Linked DNA regions of Mus musculus: region 2 is linked to region 1. The links are chromatin loops, found by intact Hi-C in ENCODE. Cell type or tissue: heart. All regions are shown on one strand. Links, peaks and the distances in the headings refer to the core of each region. The heading gives the core; the rest is flanking DNA.

Region 1 (8,323 bases), core at 1-8,000:
GCCAGCAGTAGCATTGCTCCTGCCAGGACAGCAGACAGACAGATGGCACCAAAGGACAAGGGGGAGGAGCTCCTCTCAGAAGTCCCTCTTTTGGAGCCCTGTCCCTTGGACTGGGGACAAAGGGCTGAGCTGGTCTTGGGAAAGATCTTTTGACCACACGAGAGACTCTGTCCTGAGTGTTGGTGTCTAGATCTCTGGAAGTCAGTGGGTGAGCAGTGAGTGGGAAGCTGGCTTTCAATGCTGGAAATTGGTGAAAGGCGGGGGTGGGGTGTGGGGTGGCAGGGGAGGGGAGGTGGTACTTGGGCCTAAGGGGAGAGCCCCATGTCCGTGACCTGGCTATCTTACAGAGGGGCCACTGGGCCTGAGATTGCCTCTCTGTGCCTGTGAGAACTTGATTCAGTTCCGAGCCTGGCCTACGGCACTCAGGGAGAGTAGGAGTTGCAAACTGCTCACCCCCTTGCTCATAACAGGGCAAAGACAGAGGCAGAGAGATGGGAGTTTGGGTCCCTAAGCTTGCCCCTGGTGATTCGACCACACTTGTGGCCTAAGGAAATACAGAATGCAGGGCATGGAGAGAAACTGGACCAGGTGTCTGGACTCCTAGGTCCCTGTCTTTTTTTGTTTGTTTGTTTTGGTTTTTTGAGACAGGGTTTCTCTGTATAGGCCTGGCTGTCCTGGAACTCACTTTGTAGACCAGGCTGGCCTCAAACTCAGAAATCTGCCTGCCTCTGCCTCCCGAGTGCTGGGATTAAAGGCGTGCGCCACCATGCCCGGCTAGGTCCCTGTCTTTAAGTCAGTTCACCTATCCAAGCATCAGTTCGTCATACATAAAACAAGCAGGCTAACAGACTTTTAAATCCTAGCTCTGATACTCCAGTGATATTTGATGCATAGTTGATTTTGGATGCATAGCTGAAAGTTTCTGAGAGAGGATGGGAAAATATTTATGACACATTGTTAACTAGTCTATAAGGGAATATATTATATAATATATACTAGTTATATGTTATAGTCTATAAGGGAATATACTAGTATATAAGGGAATGTGTGTGTGTGTGTGTGTGTGTGTGTGTGTGTGTGTGTGTGTGTAAGGGAAGCTTGTATATCATCTCAGTGGTTCAGCATCTACTGCCAATTTCTCCTTATCAAAAAAGTCAAGTATAAAACACTTCTATCACCCCACTTTTAGTCTAGAAGATTATATGAATAGAAATGCACGGGGAATGTGTTGGAAGGGATAGACCAAGGTAGTAAGAGTGGAAATGTTCTATGTTCAGTGGGGGAATTTTAGCTGAATTTTCATTCATTCCCTCTTTCTCTCCTCCTTCTCTCAGAGACAGGGTCTTATGCAGCCCAGCCTGGGTCCTGGCTACACCTCCCAAATGTAGGGGTGACAGGCGTGTGCTTCCACAACTGGTGTGAAGGCTTAGGACATTTTATAGCTTGTGTACCTTATAAATGAGCCCCAAGTAAGGAAGACCTAGATATAGACAGTAATAACGTGATTTACACACACACACATACAGACACACACACACACACACACACATACACAAACACACACACATATACACACATACATACACACACATACACACACACATACATACACACACACACACACACACACACACACACACACACACACGTGATCTCCAGCAAGTCATTTAACATCTCAGCTTTCTCCCCCCATCAGTGAGAATGAATAATCCCAGTTTATAGAATCATTAGGCAGCTTAAGTGGAATCACTGAGAGGTTCAGAGTTGTTCTCAGGATGTGGAAGCTATAATTACAAAAGTCTGGTCACTCAAAAATGTTACTACATTCTGCCAATTAGTAGCGATTAGAGTCATCAGAAGAACTTATAGTCAACCACCAGGCTGGGAAACTAGTGGGTTTCCTCGAAGACAGAAACCAAGAAACAAGAAAACCTAGAAAGAGCCCAGTGGGGGAGCATGTCTCCAACAGATGTGTGTAAGTGAACAACGAGGTATTCAATTAGTGAAGGAAGGCTATGACGGAATCGCATCCAAGCATAGTGATGAAGCCGGTTAGAATTACGTCACAGCACAGGAATGTTTCCTGGCATAATATGTATAATTTTGAAAGTGTAAGAAAAGAGTCTAGGGATGTTCTAATCTCCAGGCCCTCTATGGAGACAGGCTCACTCTGTAGCCAAGGCTAGCCTCAAACTCTTGATTCTTCTGCCGCAGCCTTTCAAGCGCTGGGGATTACAAGGGTGCACCACCACACCTGCCTTTCCAAGTTTTCGTTTTTTTTCTTTTGGTCCAAACTCAGGGTCTTATGTATCCCAAGCAAGCGTTCTAACCATGGAACTACACGCTACCTCCTTCTGATTTCTTCAGAAGAAATGTTTCTGACTTTGTCTAACCCTGGGAAGAAAGATGCACTGTTCCCTGTTTCTGTGGATGAGGGGGGCTGAGGCATCTTCCCAGACCGACCCTGCCTTGTGTTCCTCAGCCCGGTGTCTTACCTGGCTCTGGGGGATTTTTACAGATGGTATCCGAGTAGGAGGTACCTGGAGCTGCCTCCACCAGGCCCTGGATCTCACATCTGTGGAGAAACAAGACTGTGAGCTTCTCCCTGCTCCCCTTGGTGACTGGCTCCAGGAACACATGGTCGGGATGGCCGGAAGTCAAGGATGGAGGAGATGACAACCCTTGGGTTTCCTGGAGGTGAGTGGGGGAAGGGCCCTCTCACCTGGTATGGGGTTGACAGCGGGCTCGAGGGGAGGAAGTGTTCTGGAAGTGTCCCGGCTTACAGGGGACACAGTTGACGTCAGTATCCATAATTTCATCTGGCAAAAGAAAGGCAGGCCAGTGGGGGTGAGTGGGTAAGTGTGAGGACTCGGTGGCCTTCCTTTACGTCCCCTCTTTGCCAACCATTCTGCTCTGTAGTTGCTACCTTTCCCAAGCTTGGCTTTGCAGCCTGCCGTTTTGCCCAAGCTTCCCCAGGGCTGACAGGAGGGAGCTACCTTCTAAGCTCCTCATACCAGTTCATGTCTTGGCAGACCCCCTCCTGTGAGCCTTTTTCAAGGACTGATAGATTCTTTATGGTTCTCCCAGTGGGCAGAGGTACCACACTCACAGTACCAGTGGGGAGAAGCACCATGCGCACAGTATCACGTTCCTTGCCCTTGATGCCCAGCCTCCCTTTACTGGCTGCCCTCAGTGACCTCTGACCTGTGACCTCGGCTTCTGTGCCAGGCTGGCAGAGTACAAGCCGCTCCTCCTCACAGTGCACACACTCATTGTCCAGATACACACAGGACATCCCCGGCTGACAGCGGCACTCGGCTTTCCGATCGCTGGTGCAAGGGGCAACCTCCTCAAAGCCCAGCACTGTCAGGGAGAGGGAAGAGTCAGAGAGGAGCTGGCCCTCCCAGTCGTACCCATCATGCAGATCCAGATGAGTCCCCACTTACCAATGTCACAGGGGCGGCACAGCTGGCAGGTGGAGAGATGGTTCCAGTGTTCATTATAGGAATTATGGGGGCAAGTCTTGCAAACCGTGTCTTGGCTGCGGCTGCATACCGCAAAGACAAACTCGCCTATGAGGCGAATGGGGAAAGAGGGTTATCAGGAGACAAGAAGTCCATCTCTGCGTCCGCTGCCTCTGCTTGCTGCATGCCTCGGAGCCTCTCCTTGGTCTCTTTGTCCCCATCCTGTCTTCATGGCTACATGCCGCTACCTCTTCAAATCTCAGTGTCCGTGGGACAATGCTAATGCTTCGTAGACTCTCCTTCCTGGCTAGTTTTAGCAGTGCTGGCTCATTCTGGCTCACCTCTACCACCCAAGCCACTTGGAGCCACTGTTCTCACCTGGGGGACAGCGGGAGCAGCAGACGTCGTGCATGGGCTCGTAGTATTCCTTGTCCTGGTCCCAGCAAGTCTGGTTTTCTATGCGATAAGGGGGCACCTTCCAGAGGAGGCGGAGAAAGAGAAGAATGAGGCAGGGTCAGCTCTGGAGGGCAGAAGGGCTAGAGAGAAACCTGGTCCATCCCACCTAGCCCCTCCCTCACCAGCTGGGGCTGAGAGGCCACCAGAAGCCCGCTGAGTCCCAGCAGGAGTGGCCCCCAGGCCAGGCCGCAGGGAGAGGAGGCCCGGGGCAGGCGCATGGCGGCCTTTCGGCTCGGCTGACCAGACCGGGTGGAGTCCTAGGAGGAAGGTGGGAAGCCCGGACGTCCTGAGCAGCGTTGGCCACGACTTCCCAAGCCTGGCGGCTGGGCCGACGTGCCCCCGGGGGCCGGGAGCGGCCGGGCCTGGCCTCCAGGGCTCCAGCGCCGGGCTCAGGAAGTGGGAGTGGAGCGAGCCGGCCGGGGGCGGGGGCAGGGAGCCCTGGGAGCAGAGGCCGGCCTGTCGCAATCGCGACGGGGGGGGGGAAGAGGAACAGGCTTGGCCGCCTCGACGCAGGGCGGGAGGGGGTGGCCGGGAAAGCACGTGAGAGCTGCAGGCCCGGAACCCGGCCTCCACCTTTCTTCGGAAGCCTGGCTCTCAGAGGGGATTGCGGATTAGGATCGCTTGCTGGCCGAAAGGGGGGCAGCAGAGACAGTGGCTAGCCATCAGTCAGGCCCACCTCCGAGAGCCCGAGGCAGAGCTGACTTGGTTGACCTGCCGTGGACGTTGAGGCAGAGAGCTGTGGACAGCTGGGTGTCAGATTTGCAAAGAGGAGGCGCCAGGGATTGACAGTGCACCCAGCCAGGATACCCAGAGGTGGTTAGCAGATGCAGCCAGCGTCTGGCCAGGCATCCCACTTGGCAGAGACTGAGGGCCTGCTCCACTCTGTGACTTTTTAAAAAGAAGCTTCCACAGTAACAAGCCCACCCACGCCACACACCAGGGCGCACACCACAAGACACTGGAGAGAGTTCAGCTGGCCCTGAATCTGTCCTCTCCTCTGGGACCTCTCTCACGGAAGGGTGGGCGTGTGTAAACCCAGGTCCTGGTGAGTGGGGGCTTCTGGGCTGGGGCTGGGTAGCCTAGTTCCAGCGTGTGTGCACATAAGCCTATAACTCTCTTAAACCGAGGGACCTGAGAGCCCAGCCAGTGTAGGTACCTTACTTTCTAGAGAAGACCTGCCCAGGGTGCCAGGCAGCGGTGCACAGGGTTCCAAGATCGTTAAGCCTGGTGGGCCTTTTCTTCCTGCCATTAATAGCCCAGAGCTGCTGGAAGTATGTGACACCCCTTTTTCCCACGTCTACTGATTCCCAACCCCCCCCCCCAGCCCCCTTCACACACACACCCCTCTAAATTTCTATTAAGAAAACAGCCATGGAGCCCCCAAGGAACCCTAATGTCTGCCCTGTGCTCCTTACTAGGCTATTGGCTGGCCCGTGGCCTGGTTTGGCTATTTAGTCTAGGCTCACGGAGTCTAGCATGATCTGGCTTATGCCACTGGCCAGGTACATATTCGTTGTGTAAATGAAGGCTGTCCACACCGCTTAGCCACTCTGGAAGAACTTAACTGCAGTCCAGATCTGATTTTCAGATCCCAGCCCATGGCAACATCTGTCCTGCCTCCCTTGTGACTCGGGGGTGGGGGGTGGGGTTGGACTCTCATTTGGAATGAGGGAAAGCCTTCTCTTGCAATAGCTCACCTGAGAACTGACCTTTTCCATGGTGGATCAGATATCCAGACAGGCTTTCGGTGGAGCCTCGAAATGCTGGCAAGGGATTGAGTTTTAGAGAAGACCTGGGGAGAGGGGGGAACAGAGCGGGGCGGGGTGGGGGGGAACTTGCCTGGGCTTTTTTTTTTTAAGTGTATACTTTTTTTAAAAAAAAGATTTATTTATTATTATATGTAAGTACACTGTAGCTATCATCAGACACTCCAGAAGAGGGAGTCAGATCTCCTTAGTGGTGGTTATGAGCCACCACGTGGTTGCTGGGAATTGAACTCAGGACCTTCAGAAGAGCAGTTGATGCTCTTAACTGCTGCCTGGGCTCTTGATAGTCACTCTGTGCTGTCCCCTCCCTGGGTGCTGGCCCAGCAGCTCCACTCTGCTGGTACCTGTCTGTCTCAATTGTCCCAGGTTCCCTGGCAGTGGTAGAGATACTGAATAGCAGACCTCTGATTTCTCTTCCTTCTGGGCTCAGGGAGTTGGGGCAGGGGCTTGACTCACTTGGATCTCTTAACAGCATAAAGGAACGGGTGGGTGGGGAGCGGCCCTAGATACATTTCACTATTTCTTTTTTTTTTTTTTAATGTTTTATTAGGGAAAATTCACATGTACTATTCAGAGAGAGAGAAAGAGAGAGAGAGAGAGAGAGAGAGAGAGAGAATTAGGAGCCTCCATGTTGTCTTACTTAGCTTTCACTTGTGACCTGTCTTTTTTTTTCACATCATTCTCCCCCCAAGACAAGGTTTCTCTGTGTAGCTCTGGCTAACCTGGAACTCCCTCTGTAGTCTGGGCTGGGCTTGAACTCAGAGATCTGCCTTCCTCTGCCTCCCAAGCTCTGCTATTAAAGGTGTTGGCTACCTTTAGTGTGGATTTTAAAGTTTGTGAGTTTTCACATGTAGATTAGTGGGGTCTCATTGACTTTTTTCACCTGTTTATTTGTCTATTTATGCAGTGAGTATAGGAGTGTGGGCACGTTCTGTGACAGGACTCAGAAAGGTGGGGAGACCCGACCCACCTCCTGGCAGCCTACGGAGACTTCGGGCAGACAATACAAAATGGTTACTATAATACCTCTCCAACCTTCTTCTGGGGGATGGAGACTCCGGATGAGAAATCTTCAAATTCTTAGTGAGCACAGCATTGTCTTTGTTACTTGGACTTTTTACCAGCTTCCAGAAACTTTCATCAATGTCCACTGGGCAATACCAGACCAGAACTGAGTGCCCTCAGACTCCCAGAAGGTGTGAAGGGCTCTTCTCCCAGGCCTCCCTCCGAAGGGGTTGCGGAAACACCCTTTTCCCCACAGCCTATGAGTAATTCCCAAAGAGAATTGGTGTGAGTGGATCACTCTAAACCACTCCTGTCTTCTTCCTTATATTTCCCTTAGCCAACTGATTCCGTTAGCCAGCCCAGCTGGGCTGGTAGACAGAGAGAAATGGACAGATCAGATGAGTGTTTGGAGTTTCAGTGGGAGCAAAGATTTGTCCAGTTACTCTCCATCTTGGTAACCTTGCTCCCCAGAAGACACTTGGAAATATCTTAAAGACACTTTAGGTTGCAACTGCTTGGAATTCCCACTGTCACCTAGCGCAGAGGCCAGGGATGTTGCTGTGTCCCGCAGTGTAAGACAGGCTCAGACAGTAAGGAATTGCCTGGTTGGGATTGCCAGCAGCAAGGACCTTGTCAAGCCCTGTAACTAAGCAAAGGAATAAGTCTTAATGGGGACTCCTAAGCATCTTCACAGGTCGCTAGAATGAGGATGGGAGAGAGAAATTTTCTGGTCTACCTCATTAGATTTATACTACATAAAGAATGATAAAAGGATGCTCTTTGCCACAGTAGGCTGCCCCATAGTTAGTGCTAAGTGTAAAAGTAAAGGGGTATGATTAATTGTGTGACTCATTTTTACCCTAGAAAGCATAAAAGCTGAAAGGGGAAAGGTGTAAGAAATTTTGATAAATTAACAGCCCCCCAAATCAGTATGCTGTTGGAGGAAGCCGAGATGTTTGAAGTTTTTCCCGTGTGCACTCCACTGTCAAAAAAATGATAAACCTTGGATCCTAGCCAAGATGTGAGATTCTTTTGTCTGCGGAGTGGGCCAACGGGCAACGACCATTAAGTTGGACATAGTGGCATACATTTGTAACTTCAGCACTTGGGGGACTGGGAATTTGAGAACAGCTTGGGCCACAGAGTGAGTGTCTCAGAAACAAAACAGAAATGGTAGCCACGAGTCACCCGCCAAGATAAACAAGCCTGGTGCTTGTCATCAGAGTTTTCATAAAATGGTCTGCATACATGTAGGCCTGTGGAAGGGAACACAGGTGCATGCGTGGGCCACATCGTTAACAGTGAACAGCAGGAGGTGATGAGGCAGGCTTTCCTTGGAGGTGTGGAGCAGAAACGGATCCTTCCTGTCACTCATCTCTGGAATGAAGAGGCCGGAGGACTTGTCAGTCCTAATGCGCACCCACTGCAACCCTAAAGGTTGGCTTCTTTCCCTAGAGCCACTGCATGGTTTATGGATGTACTAAAGGTTCAATGGGTGGCTGGAATGGGACAGAGAAGGCAGCCCCTTATTTAAGAGATGGCTTGGGGTTCTGGGAGAGGCAACAGGACGCCCTGGGTAGGGAGCCTTTCTCAGACAAGGTAAAAAAAAAAAAAAAAAAAAAAAAATGCCCT
Region 2 (8,323 bases), core at 221-8,220, 53 kb after region 1:
AAATACACTAAACGTCTAAAAATGATCGCTGACCCTGGAAAGAGTGGTCTGTGGATAGGAGAGAGTGGGCAGAGCCAGGATATGAAAAAATAGCCCGGCAAGTCCAGCCATCCTGCCAGCTAACAGTAGATTCCACCCTGTGGGTACCCATGCTTTCCGTTTCCCATCCTCATCCAGTGTTCACCAAACAACCATGTTTCTGGGCACTTTTATATAGGGCTCAGGGGTTCGTCTGTGAGACAAAATGTTCAGTTCTTGACCTCCAGGGTCCTCAGAGGTGATGCCTGGGTCAGGCTTGGTTTGAGGTGGATCCTTGAGGTAGAGTCCGGGGGAGGTGGTGGCCAGCACTCTTAGGGAGACAATTTCTCTAGGAGGTGTATCAAAGGGCCTCAGCATTCCTTATACTTCTCTGTGAAGGAAGGAAGACAAATGCATTAGGTCAAGGTCAAGCAACGAGTGGGCTGATGGGTAAAGCAGAGTACCCTCCCCTGCGTTGGTTGTTCCCTGCTCTGCACAGCCTGCCTCTTAGAACGGCCCCCCACTCCATACTGTCCTTCTGTCCCATAGTAGTTTCTGCACTTACGATGTAGACAGGGGCGTGTCCAGCTGTATGATGTGGGGGACCCTCATTCTCTGCAGCTGGGCTAGAGTCAGCCTCCGGGGCTTGCCATTCCCTGGTTCCGGTTCCGAGGCTCCATCGATCCTTTGGTTGGCCAGCTCCTCCCTGATCTCCCTGAGCATGTCCTCCCGTAGGGAGCGGGGGCGGAGTTCAGGGGATAGAAGCCCCTCATCTTCATCTGAGGACTCCCAGGGGCTTTCCCCAGCAGAGTCAGTATGAGTGGGAGAGTGGGGGAGCGGACTCCGACGTTGCGCCCTGTGTAGGGTTTCTACCACCACATTCCCTGATGCCAAAGTCTCGTCTTCCTCCTCCGACCAGATTGGTGGGGCTCTCCTGGGTAGACTGCCTCCTCTTAGGATCCCTTCTGGCAACTCTGGGGCGCTTCGCCGCTGGGGAGCTTGGGGGTCGGGAGGCTGGGGGCGCAAGGGGACGTCTCTGAGTTCCAGGGTGGAGAAGGTGAGGCGAGGGTCTCTACGAAGAGCCTTGGACCGAAGCCTGTTCAGGGGGGAATGAGAATCCTTCGGGGAGCTTGGAATCAAGGTACCGTAGCCAGAGTCTGAGGCGTCATCCGGCATGGAGGGCGTGTCTTCATCTGTATCCTCAGTCACCACCAGGCGGGGGATGATGGCGAACTCTAAAGTCCTACAGTGAGGAGTAGAAAGTCAGACTCATGCTGAGAATGGGATTCAAGGCTGAGAAGCCTCTCCTATTAATCCATTCAGAAATGTCTCCTCCAAACTTACTGCCCTGTCTCAGTGCAGGACAGTGATTGGCTTTCCCCACTTCACTGCTTAGGATTATGCTCTATAAAAGACCGTGGGTACTCCTTTTATACAGCACCTATACTGAAACTGGAATGACACAGAGATTAGCCCAGTCAGTGTGCAAAGTCCTATTTGAAACAGAAAAAGACCTGGAGGTCAGCTGGGGGTGGGGTGCTCAGGAGGAATGCCTTGTGATGTGTTCAAGGTCAGTCTGAGTTACTCGCCTCGAAAACAAACAAGAGCTCAGGTTTGCTTCTGAGCCACTCTGTGCACAGCACCTGGTTCAGACCTCATCTCACGCAGCTTGTCTCGGATTTGCTGAGTGGGCCCATTGGTGGGTCCTTCTTCTCTAAAAGCTTGTTGCTAAGCAGCTGTTGCATCCCGGACGAACCTCTTTACCCTGCGGGGTTTGGAGCTTGCTGTGCCCTGGGAACTCTGCTATTCTGGAAACTCTGCTATCTACCTTCACTCTGGAGCCTGCTCATCACAGGGAGTTCACATGCTGTGTCTCTGTTTCCTTTGCTCGGTGCCCACCCTATGCCACGGGTCCCTTCACATGGTAACTACCAACCTCTTCCACTCCCAGCTGCAGCTCATGCTCTTGTTCTCATACCAAGTCCCCGAGGCTCCTACTCACCCTGCTCAGCTTTATAAATGTCTCCTCCCTCCTCCTTACCCCCCTCTTCCCCACCTCCCTCCTCCCCAACTGCGCCCCCCTCCTTGCATGGTGATGGAGTCTTACCTCCCCTCGGCACTGCTCTGGGAGTCCTCCGGGGAAGGCGAAGGTGTGGAGGGCCTGGTGCTGGGGGACTCCGTGCCCTGGTTGCGATAGAGGGCCAGCAGCTCCCTCTTCTGTTGAATGTACTGCTCACCCTTCAGCTTCTGCAGAGTGGTCTGAGGAGGGACTTTCATTATGAGCTCTCATTTACAGATCAAGAACCTTTGGCTCTCCTAACTCCCTTCCGAGGCACAGGGGTTTACACTTCCTTTCCTACTGAGAAAGGGCAATGAAGGCTGGGGACCACCACAGGAGTCATTCTTACAGGGAGGGAGCACAATGATGCCGAGATACAGTGGTGGCAGCAAGCTGCAGAGCTGCTGGTGGAGGGAATTGGGGCGGACAGAACGTCCCCTTTCCTCTGCTCTCTTGGCCCTGTATCCCACACCACCTGGGAAGCCAGCCCTCTGATGCTCCTCTCTTAGAATCTCTCCCTGGCCCAGAAGATGGTGCTGCCAGGGCTCTGGACCATACAGGTCCTTGGGTTCCTCTTTTGGGCTCATTGCTCTCTCATCACCTTGACCTTCATTGAAGGAGGGAGGAGCAGGAGCACGCTTGCCCTAGGCTGAGGACTCTCCTGTCCCTTAGCCAGGTGAGAAAGGAAAGCTGGGGCTGGAGAGTTGGCTCAGTGGTTACGAAAAACCTCTGCTCTTCCAGAGGTCCTGAGTTCAGATCCCAGCAACCACATGGTGGCTCACAACCATCTGTAATGGGATCTGATGCCCTCTTCTGGTGTGTCTGAAGACAGCGACAGTGTACTTACATATAATAAATAAATAAATAAATAAATAAATAAATAAATAAATAAGCCGGGCAGTGGTGGCGCACACCTTTAATCCCAGCACTCGGGAGGCAGAGGCAGGCAGATTTCTGAGTTCGAGGCCAGCCTGGTCTACAGAGTGAGTTCCAGGACAGCCAGGGCAATACAGAGAAACCCTGTCTCAGAAAAAAAAAAAAAAAGGAAAAGAAAAAGAAAGAAAGAAAAGAAAAGAAAAGAAAGCTGTCCCAAGATGGAAGAGAAGAGAACACACGTCTGTGTCCCTTCTGAGTTTTCAAACAGAATAAGGAAGTGGCAGCTGACAGATATCATGCAAGGACCTCCATACATACGGGCGCTTTGTCACCCTCCAGCATGGCAAGCACGGACCTGAGCTCATCTTACAGATGCAAAGACTAGGCTTAGATGCAGCTGCTTGCCAAGGAGAGGAGAGCCGGGTGAGTGTATACTCTTTAAGTCTTAGCTCAGTGACTGCAAGCTTTCTGGCAGCCTTGAAGGGCTTTGAGTTATCACAGGAGGTTAATGTTGGGGGAGACAGCAGAGCCTGAGAAGACGCAGGTGGGTAGCAAGAGGAGGCTTGGCATGAAGGAACACAGAAGTGGCTGCTATGGGCAGAATGGACAGCAATATTCATAGGTATGGCTAAGAAACACTAAAGAGCTTCCCAGAGGGTAAAGAAATGGCTGAAGGCTAGGCTGATCCCAGCATTTGGATCACGGCATAGCCACTTGAGTCAAGAGGATCTCTGAGTTTGAGACCAGCCCAGTCTACATAGAGAGTTCCAGGCCCATCAGAATGTATACAGTGAGATCCTACCTCAAAAAGAAAAAGGAGGGGCTGGAGAGATGGCTCAGAGGTTAAGAGCTCTGGCTGCCCTTCAAAAGGTCCCAAATTCAATTCCCAGCAGCCACATGGTGGCCCGTGACCATCTATAATGAGATCTTGGTGCCCTCTTCTGGTGGACAGTCATACATGTGAGCAGAACACTGTGTACATAATCAACCAATCTGTTAGAAAGAAAGAAAAAAGGAAAGGAAGAAAAGAAAGAAAGAAGGAAGGAAAGGAAGGAAGAAAGGAAGGAAGGAAGGGAAAGGGAAGGGAAGGGAAGAAGAGAAGAGAAGAGAAGAGAAGAGAAGAGAAGAGAAGAGAAGAGAAGAGAAGAGAAGAGAAGAGAAGAGAAGAGAAGAGAAAAGGAAAAGAAAGAGTGGCTGTGGTTGGAGTCTTTCACCTCCTTCCTAGGCGTCCCCACCACAGTGGCAGCTAAGGTGCTGCATCTGGCATAGAGCAGAGACCTCAAGTGTTCCCTCACCCCATACAACGCTCTCTTGTGACTGATGCCAGGTTAGCTGATGGCTCCATGTTTGTCCTTTCTCAGAAGCTGGGAGAGTGTGAACCAGCAGCCCTGGGGCTTCCTGGGCTTCTCCAAAGCTTTGGTAGGAGCACAAGGGCGGCTGGGTCAGAACCAGACATGTTGGAGGAGGGTTGGGCAGGCATAGGAAAATGGTATCAAGTGGACAGTTGTTCCAACTCTCCTTTCCCTGGCTTCCCAGTCACTGAACCAGAGCCGAGGTTGAGAGCAGGAAACTAGCACTAGGGGGCCAGTTCCTGTGTCTCCTCCCTTTTCTCTTCTCTGGGCTTCATCTTTCTGCTCAGTGTGAAGTTGAGAAAGGTAGGAGCAGAAGGGTGGTGGGCTGCACAGCCTGCTGTGAGGAGAAGCCACGCCCTTTGCCCTCTCCCCCCCCCCATGCCCCAAGTTTGACTTTGTGATGGCTGCTGAGGATGGGTTAGTGTGGAGGGAAAGGATGAGCAGAGGACTTCTTTAAAGAATCTCTGCTGGTATTGGCTTCACTAAGCTTGCCCTTGTCCCTCCCCAAGAAAGGCAGGAGCTTGGGAAACCCACCCTGGGGTGGGGGGAGATGTTGAGCAGCTGAGCCCAGGGCTTCCAGCTGCCTCAAAAGCTACAGCAGGGGGATCTTCTCTGCTACAGCAGGAGGAGAGCCAAGGTGAGGAGAGCCAAGGTGAGGAGTAATGGAAAGAAAGCTAGAGTGGGAGGGAGGGAGGGCTCCTCTTCCTCTTCCTCCCCCTCCTCCCCCTCCTCCCCCTCCTCCTCCTCTTCCTTCTCCTCTTCTCTTTCCTCTTCTCTCTTCTCCTTTCTTCCTCCTCCTTTCTCTTCTTTGTTTCTCTGAGACTGGGTCTTTCTATGCAGCTCAGATCCAGAACTTGCTGTATAGCCCAGGCTAGCCCTGAACTCACAATCCTTCTGCCTCAGCTTTCTGTGTGCTGGGATTATAGGAGTGTTCAACTAGCTCACCCCCTTGTGTCACAATGACCCACACTTGTAGCGCTCCCAGGACGCACAGAGCCTCAGGCCAAGCCACTCACTGGCTTGTGGGCTATCACTGTACTTCCCCAGATGAGGGCCAGGCTTAGAAGGGCTAGTAACTTGCCAAGAGCACAGCGTAGGCTCTGGGCTGCTCTCAAGTCTTGCTTTTGTTTAATTGGCCCCAATTTCATCTTTTGGCCTCTTCCTCTGAGGGTTCTCAGTTCCTTTTCCTCCTCCCAGCCACTAAGTCTCCCCACCCCCACCCGCAAGCTCATTTTTTGTTAAAGCATAAGCCACCTCAAGGAAGCTGCCTCACTAACATTTCTGCAAGGGGAAGAAGAAAAAGTCTGAGCTCTGGGCAGAAGAAAAACTAAGAGAAACTCTCACCCTGTGTGAGCATGTGCATGCGTGTGTGTGTGTGTGTGTGTGTGTGTGTGTGTGTGTGTGTGTGTGTTGCAGTGTTTCAGGCTTTGAGTGGCTGGGAACCTCACTGCAAATTTGATCACAGAGGAGAAATGACTCCCCATTTGTCACGCTGCAGAGCCTATCAGGGGCTGTTATTTTGCATATGAACACAAGCAGGTTTGACTGGTTCTCAGAAGTTCCAAGTGAGAATGTGGCAGAAGGCTTGTTCTAAGACTGGGAGCCAAAGGAAGAGGAGACACTTGAGAGGTTGGTGTGGAAAAGCAAAGTTTACAGGTGTGGTGATGCCCATGCACATACACGCGCCCACCCACAAATAAATAAACAAGTAAATAAGTGTGCACATTCCTTCCTGGGGCTGGGGTGGAGTGCAGGGATACGCACTTTCCCAGGGTAGCAAAGATGCTGGGTTTGATCCTCGGCTCTGCCAACAAGCAAGACAAAGAGTCTAAGGCAAATCTCCAGCTCTTTGCCACTCTGCTCCCACCGTGGGTTTGCCTGGAGAAAGCCGGGTCCGAAACCCAATCCCCAGAAACCATAAATGTGACTTTAGTTGGGAACCGGGTCTTTGAAGATGTGAAAGGACCTAAGGTGAAGACCTCAGACATTCCATGTGGATTCTAAAGCAGGCGTCTGGCATCTTCATAAGAAAGGGAGGAGAATCTGGACACCAGCATACAGAGGGGAAAGCCAGAGATGCGGGGGAGGGGCCAGGAGTTGCTGCTCCAAGTTAAGGGCCACAGAAGCCATTGGTAGCTGAAACACAGATGCCCCCCTAGAACCTGGGCAGGAAGCTCAGTTCTGTCAATCCTGCATTTTGAACTTGTGGCCTCCAAATTTGTGAGGGACCCTGTTTCTGGATGCTTTGCTTTGTTTGTGTGGAACCATGGCTCAGTCAGCTCCAGGGTCTCGTGCAAGCTAAGCACGCGCGCTCACTGAGCTACACCCTAGCCCAGCCTCTGTTTTTCTATAGCCTCTGAACTGATAGTAACAGATGTAGCTTTACTGATGTCTCTCTCTCTTTTAAGCTCCTACTTGTATCACTTAAGTCTGCCTCCACTGGCTCCACGTTGTCTACAGGTCAAAGTTCAAGTTCCTGCGTGGCCCTTAGAGCCGGGCATGATCCTGTGGTACCACCTCCTGAACTCAGCTTCTGCTGCATCCACCCTTCTACTTCTCACCCTAACAATGCCAAGCAAACAACCTGCTCAGTTCTACACACACGCACACTTGAGTGCACACACCCACACAGTCATGTCCGTACACCCACACACATAATACACACACACACAATCGTGTGCATACACCACACATAATACACACACGGCCATATGCATAATATATACACACATAGTATACACACAGTCATATACATAAACCATACACATAATACACCCACACAGTCATATGCATACACCACGACATAATACATACACATATATAACAATGCAGTTATATGCATACGTCATATACACACACAACACACATAGTCATATGCATACACCACACATAATACATACACACAATCATATGCATACACCACACACACACACACACACAGTGGCAGTGGGAGGGAAAGAGAACATGGTTCCTACTGAGCTCTAAAGGTTTGTATGACCTTGATCCAGTCCTGGTCCCTTCCTATAAAGTGAGAGATGGGGTGCCTCTCTCAGCACCCAGGACTGTTTCCTATTTCTGGGTCTTTGCACTGTAATTCCCTTCTTCCTGCTTTGTTGTCTGCTCTGATGCACCGGTTTCTCCCCCCTAAGCTCCCTTAGCACCACTGCTTTTCCAGCAGCCTGCTGGGACAGACAGCATGGCCGTTCCCTGCTGCTGTCTTTGGCATGCTTGCTTCTGTTATTTGTACCCTGATTACTCTAATGAGCTGAAGCACAGATTCCTGGAGGGCAGGAATGGTATTTTCATTCTTTTCTGACTCCCTGGCACGTAGCACTAGCTCTGCTTGTCCCCAGAAAGTGCTCCGTAGGTGTCTCTGAACAGAAGATAAAGTTTAGAAATTCACTGTTTCGGTATGGGGAAAGCATTCGGGTGTACGGCGTGTTGGATTGTCTCAATAGCTGCCACAGGCTTTCTCAGACTCTGGAAGGCATCCGACCTGCTGCTGGTCAGATCTGCCCCTGCACCAGCCTCTCGGCCCTCCTTCACCCTTCTGTGATGCCAGTCCTGAGCTCCAGGGATGCATGCTCGCCCGCCTCCAAGCCTGACCCACCACCTACCTGAGCATGCTGGGTCTTCTCCAGCCACCGTGCACGCTCTGTAGAACTGGGACAGTGCACAGTGAGGGCACTGGAGACACACTGGAATTCTGTGAGGTGGATCAACAGGAAGCTGTCTGCACAGAGAAGAAGCTCTGCTTTAAGGGCTGGGCCTTATCTGACCCCAATCCCAACCCTTCCTCCTCTGGAGAAGAGACATACTGGGGTCTCGCAGTGGTCGGCACACGAGTTTCTCCAGCATGAGGGGAGGACGGATGACCTTGGCTCTGTCCGCCTTGCGTTGAGGTTTGGTTACCAGGAGCACATCGGAGAAGAGAAATAGGTACACATCCATCTACAGGTAGGGGTGCAGGAGAAAGAGGCAGGGTCAGCCAGAGTCAGGGGAGGGGCTTCTCCAGGGT

Evidence for each region. Hi-C counts contacts between places; a loop is a spot of excess contacts. Peaks named below come from ENCODE experiments on the same cell type or tissue, not always from the same donor. Only the 100,000 strongest peaks of a DNase experiment are listed, where the experiment ranks them.
Region 2: it touches region 1 in a loop (3-fold over the local background); 10 of 42 quality-filtered maps call a loop at or near these places.

The regions. Positions count from the first base shown.
Region 1 is chr6:125,309,548-125,317,870 of GRCm38, forward strand. Ltbr (lymphotoxin B receptor) reads right to left here and starts at 4,338. Exons shown (of 10, transcript NM_010736.4): 1 at 4,043-4,338; 2 at 3,843-3,939; 3 at 3,447-3,572; 4 at 3,205-3,363; 5 at 2,723-2,819; 6 at 2,496-2,575; 7 at 1-19. The coding sequence starts at 4,138. It also overlaps a transcript of Scnn1a not described here. In heart, for the core only: a CTCF peak has its summit at 4,548; DNase peaks (open chromatin) are centred at 2,824, 3,294, 4,294 and 5,364; H3K4me3 peaks cover 2,159 bases; H3K27ac peaks cover 2,813 bases.
Region 2 is chr6:125,362,459-125,370,781 of GRCm38, forward strand. Plekhg6 (pleckstrin homology domain containing, family G (with RhoGef domain) member 6) reads right to left here. Exons shown (of 17, transcript NM_198604.2): 13 at 8,124-8,256; 14 at 7,923-8,038; 15 at 2,126-2,277; 16 at 584-1,261; 17 at 193-409. The coding sequence ends at 400. Tnfrsf1a (tumor necrosis factor receptor superfamily, member 1a) reads left to right here. Exons shown (of 10, transcript NM_011609.4): 10 at 1-25. Among named protein-coding and RNA genes, the nearest start is that of Gm52918, 5.9 kb to the right of the region's middle. In heart, for the core only: CTCF peaks have their summits at 1,231, 2,236 (motif pointing left) and 3,888 (motif pointing left); DNase peaks (open chromatin) are centred at 813, 2,233 and 5,373; H3K4me3 peaks cover 788 bases; H3K27me3 peaks cover 3,713 bases.